Regions from separate parts of the Homo sapiens genome. Here region 1 is linked to region 2. A link is a loop called in an ENCODE intact Hi-C map of the cell type or tissue named here. Cell type or tissue: Calu3. All regions are shown on one strand. Links, peaks and the distances in the headings refer to the core of each region. The heading gives the core; the rest is flanking DNA.

What was found. Hi-C counts contacts between places; a loop is a spot of excess contacts. Peaks named below come from ENCODE experiments on the same cell type or tissue, not always from the same donor. Only the 100,000 strongest peaks of a DNase experiment are listed, where the experiment ranks them.
Region 1: a loop joins it to region 2, with 2.0 times the contacts of the local background. A loop is called at or near these places in 1 of 110 quality-filtered maps.

The regions. Positions count from the first base shown.
Region 1 is chr12:60,193,311-60,196,244 of GRCh38, forward strand. No RefSeq gene overlaps it. Among named protein-coding and RNA genes, the nearest start is that of SLC16A7, 600 kb to the left of the region's middle. In Calu3, for the core only: no CTCF peak of the experiment used is centred there; no DNase peak of the experiment used is centred there.
Region 2 is chr12:59,971,380-59,974,313 of GRCh38, forward strand. No RefSeq gene overlaps it. Among named protein-coding and RNA genes, the nearest start is that of SLC16A7, 380 kb to the left of the region's middle. In Calu3, for the core only: no CTCF peak of the experiment used is centred there; a DNase peak (open chromatin) is centred at 1,782.

The sequences.
Region 1 (2,934 bases), core at 207-2,706, 220 kb after region 2:
AAAAATTAAAAAAATAAAAATTTGGTACACTGTGAACATCAGTGAAAAGAAACAATGAAAACTAATTTGATCCAATGGCAACAATCTTCAAAATTCATAGAGAAAGCAACTAACATATTAGAGATGCTTATATTTATGCCACTGACAGTAATGACAAAAGGAGGCACTTAATGAAGAAAAAAAATTTAAAAAGACCTTTTTTTCAAAGTCATAAGTACAATTATTCATTTTATTTGAATCTGGTAAATTCTGTCAGAGTAGTCACAGATAGAGTTTCTGTATCCTGTAGGTCCTTGCAAAATGTTAAATTTGACAGAAATTTTAAAGGTTATTTGATTTGACATCCTCATTTTAAAGAAATATACAAGCCGGGTGCAGTGGCTCACGCCTGTAATCCCAGCACTTTGGGAGGCCGAAGTGGGTGGATCACTTGAGGTCGGGAGTTTGAGATCAGCCTGACCAATATGGTGAAACCCCGTCTCTACTAAAAATAAAAAAAATTAGCTGGGCGTGGTGGCAGGTGCCTGTAGTCCCAGCTACTTGGGAGGCTGAGACAGGAGAATTGCTTGAAACTGGGAGGCGGAGGTTGCAGTGAGCTGAGATTGTGCCACTGCACTCTAGCCTGGGCGGCAGAGCTAGACTCCATCTAAAAAAATGTAAATAAATAAATAAATAAATAAATAAATAAATAAATAAATAAAGAGAGATACAAAAAGTTTAGTGATTGCTCCACTGTGGCTGAGATGAAAATCCATCATATTTTTTTCCTCAGCTGTCTTTCAATCACACTGAGCAATAGAAAATTCTTCCCTCATTTTTTTTTGTGGTAATTTTTAGCTGATAGAACTTAGTAACTAAACAATTGATCTTTATTTAAAGGCCATAGAGAGATTTAAAGTCTTAGAATTATATCTATCATAAAACTTCAAGAAAATTCACAAATGCAAGCCACTACACAAATAAAATGAACAGGCTTATAAGTAGGCTTTCAAAAAGAACATTGTTCATTCTGCATATAGCTTGAAGGGTCAATAAATTGAAGATTTATTAGATGAGAAATTCTGGTCTTTAGTCTCTACATGGAAACGCCACAATAGCTTGAGTTGAAAATCTTAGAACTAAGTATTCTTGATGCTTTCAATGCATATGAGCAGAGATATTTCTAAAGGCATTGAGGCAAGTTGACAATATTCTTTATAGATGAAATCAAGTGAGTTATATCGATTTTATTACAAATAAATTAACAACCCATTGATATGTAAAGAGAAGGATAATGTTTGAAAGCTGGACACTAATTATCACTTAACAGTGCTCTCCAGGTATCCTTAACTCATTTATATGGCAGATTTATCATCTGTATAAACACATACATTTAGGCATTATCCATAGAAGTAATTACTTAAAATGATATAGTTGAGTTTTCTTAGAATGGTAAATGGGCAAACTGACCTATAGCAATAATCACTAATGCTGCTGGAGTCTTTGCCCTTTAGTGTTTTATACTATGCATTGTATGTAACAGCTGTAAAACAGACATGAAATAAAGAATCCAGGTGACATCATTAAAATGGAATTCAAAATGTCATCATCCTCTTCCTTCTGCAAAGTGGTTATTTGTAACTCTGTTGTAGTTTGATTCAAATTAGATATACTATACATGATTAAAATATGTTTGTTCACAAACAGAAACATTCACATATTCACATATTCATATACTAGTCAATGTTTCACTGATTCAAAGTGATTTTTCTGACAACCTCATGTATTTAAAGTGAAGTTGACCATAGAAGAAGGAAGAAATAATTACTTCAGGCTGGTACAATCAGGAATCACTGTATGGAGAAAACGCACCTGACCAGGAAGCTGAAGTAGGCTTTAGATACTCAGAGACAGTAGGAAGGTATCATTCAGAGACAGTAGGAAGGCCAGAAATCAGCAGTAGCATAATCAGACAAAGCCAGCTAGGAGAAAATTATCACCTGATACCAGTCAAGTCAACCATTATGTATCCTGAAGTTATGTTGGACTAGAATAACTAATGACATTTCCCCTAAAATTCAATCATCCTTTTAATGTTTTAACATCTGCTCAAGTCTCCATTTGTTTCTGTAGTAATCAGTGTTTGAGGATAATTTAAATTTTTTTCATATTTGTCAAAATTATTAAATGTTAAGAATGAGAAATGTTAAAAAAAATTATGAGAAACCATTGATTTGGGTTCAGCTCCTGTACTAACTCTCAATAACCAAACCAACATTGAGTCGCTCATGCTAAATTTCCACATCACCAAACCAAAACTAAGTTGTTTATCTGACCTTCTGAGAAATCAGAGGAGAAATGATAGCCAAATCCCCACACAGGCCAGTTTTAGCCAGCATGATAAGAAAGTCCCCTCTGGTTTAACCATTGCAAAGAAAGCAATCTAAAGTAACCTGATGTTAACCAATCTGCTTTTTGTATGTGCTATTTTTGTAGTTATTGTTGTTCCTTCTGAAGCTATCTTATAAAAACTAACTGTTCTGCCATATCCAGTGGAGCACTTTTCTGTTCTTCAGATGAGATGGCCAATTTATACATCAGTAATAAAAGCAATGAAATATTAAAACTAAATTTGTTATAATTTTGTCTTTTGACAAAATATTGTTGTGTACTCAGGTGGAACTTACATTCTTTAATGGTTTTATTTGTTTTTAAATACACTATATGTGTGCAATTCATATATTATAATCAAAATTATAATATATGTTTCCTTACAGATTTTCTAATGAATGATTTTGTAAAGAGTAATTCTTTAAAAGTTAGTTACTTTTATATTGTTTCCTAAATAAAAAATTTCATGTAAAATTTTAGGTTAAGTAATTAAAATATAATAACATAATAATGTTACTTTTAGGATTCCCAAATACATATAAAAATACTCCATGAAAGTTAGAT
Region 2 (2,934 bases), core at 257-2,756:
AAGGTGAAATGAAGAGAATGCTAAGAGTTACCCGAAGCAAATTGTATTAGTAACAATAATAAAAATTTAATTGACAAAGACTGACAAACCAAAAAATGCTGAAGTTCAACTTTTTTTTCTCCTGTTTCTGTAGTTTTATAAAAACAGCAATTGAGAAAACATATTTCATTTTTCCTTTGGCTACCGAGGAATATAAATTGGTAAATATAAATCTACTTGTAATTCTGAAGGTATAGCATACTTTATCAAGCAATTGGGTGCTTCATAATCTGGCTCAATTGCAATTGGATTGTTGATATGCCAAAGTGAGCTCCAAATACATAAAAATAACTTTGATTGATATATTTTAACGTGAGCAAAGTGATACCTCAAACCTGCATCTTAGCTCATGAGATAAAACATGAGTGGCAGGCATTGCTAAGACTATTCCCTTATGGATGACTGCTGCAGCATATTGAAGAAAACACATTATTAATGGGCTATACTTAGGACATAAAGTTTAGTCAGCAAGAGAAAAACAGCTTTAGTTAATAAAGATAAACAATAACTATTGACTCAGTAAAATGATTCTATATATTTCAAGGGTGTTTCATTGGTAGAAAAAAATTCTGTGTCAAGTATGGTATATTTCTCTTATGTCTTTTCACTTTCTATGATTTATTTTAAAATGTTTTTGAGTACTTTTTATAAGAAGGCACAGTGGGAGATGCAAAGATAAATAGGCACGGCCTCTAATGTCTTGATATAAGGTAGAATGTTATAATTGATAAGAAAACCACAAATATAAAATATGATGCTTGAAATAAAAGTCCACTCTGGCCAGAGAGATACAGTAAGACTGCAAAAATAGTGGTGTCTGATGTGGACTCCACCTGATAGATATTCATGCCTTTTAGAATAGAGGAAAGACATTTTTAAAGAAATGAAACATAGGAAATTGGAAATGGAGAAAATAAAAGTTATGTGTAAGAACCAAAAAAAAAAAAAAAAACACCAAAATCTACATTAGGTTAGAAAAGTTAGGTTGGGTCCAGGTTGTTGAATAATACAGGGTTTATTTCTTTACTCCTGGGACATTTTGGGACTACTGCAATTTTTTGAGCTGACAAATTTCGGGGTGTGTATTAAAGAATTATTTATATCTCAGGACTTTATTAGATTGTTTAGAGAGGGAAAATAATTGGGACAGACAGATCAATTAAAAGCTTATGAAAGTAGACCAGCTAAACTGATTTTAGAGCCTGAGCCTGAATAGGAATGGAACTAAGATAAGGCATTTTTAATTTTTACTTACTGATCTTCCTAAATTATTGCCTCTGTGTAGTTTAAATTCCAATTTAATTTATTGAAAAGTAAAATTAGAAAGTGCAAGTGAAGCTGTAAGTATGACAACATACTTCATAGAACTTGAAATAATACTTAGGCCACAGTTTCCAGGTTTCAGTAGCTGAAACCCCAATTTGGAGGAGTGAGAGCTGCGTCAGTACAGGTTGTTTAAAAGTGACCACTCCAGGCAATTTGGTGATCCTGTTCCCTGAGTAGCAGTGTCTGAGAAAGAAATTTGCATTCAGGAAATTGGTTGGAGAATGCTCTCAGACCAACACCTGACTGGAGCCGGACAGACTTTGGGAGAATTGAACTCCAAAGGCCTCAACCAATCCTCTGCAGAGCTCTAGAACTGAGATAACCTTTCAGAGTCGTCGTGGATTGGGAAAAGGAAACACTAGAGTAGGGCTGGCCAAAAAGAATTCAGCTATCAGTACTTCCAGTGGCTGAGACAATGAGTGCTTCAGTCCAAAAAGTGGTGGTGTCGCAATCTGGACAACATACCACAATAAAGTATACAAGGGAGTAGAGATGGGAAGTCATGTGTAACCTGAGTTCTTTAAGAAGATAATGTCAGCATTGTGGGATGAGAAGCAATTTTCATTTAAAGAGTTAAGTCATCACTGAGTCACACATTTAATTAATTATTCTCCTATTTTTGAATATTTCCTAAATATTTTTTCATTACATTATAATAAGCATCTTATCAGGCATAGTTTTCCATTAGAATTTTTTTAGAATATTTGCTTTTGATATATTCAAATCTCCATGCTTTCAAGGTAAATATAAATACTGATTCTCTAAGTAATAGAATCTGTCAGTTTCTGAAGATCTTCTACTAGATGAATGCATGGCTTCATTCATTCAAAGTTCATTCAAGATTAATCTAACAGAGATTAATTGGCTGCCTAAATGCCTGAAAGTAAACCACTAACGATTACTCATCAGTCAAAAATTTACATTTACCCTGCCCATATCAGAGCTTCATCTTTCTCAATTAATATTACCCAGTGAATCACACAGTTTCACAGTAAACTCTCTTCCTCTGAATTTATAAAGCACAGATACGATCTGGTCATACTATTCTTTATTGGCTGGTGCAATCATGGAAGATGAACAAGCCAGGCAGGAATCAGATGTAAGGAATCACACAATTACTACTGCAGGATGATTCCACAGCTTGTGGTAAGAAATAATTATGGAATGGTGCACAATAACTGTGATTAACTGTGCACCATAACAGGGATGGCGACCTGTCACTATTTGGCCACTGCCTATTCTTTACTGGCAGCAAGTGCCCACAAAATGTGGCAGAGTTGGATGCGGTGACAGAGAGCAAGAGAAAGCAGAGGGTCTAACGGATTTCCTTAGGGCACTTTCAGTGTTGCTAATCAAGAAAGAGCTGTATCTGTATCTAAGCTATACTTATGTCTATATTTCTCTCTATATCTAGTTAATCTATATTTACATAATAGGTATTTTTGTTGTGTGTAATATAATCAGGGCACTTTTATATTCGTTAATTCTTCTGGCAACCCTTTGAAGCAGGAGTTAATGCTATCAATTTTCAAACATATGTTACATAGAAATGGCAGACCTAGAATTGAA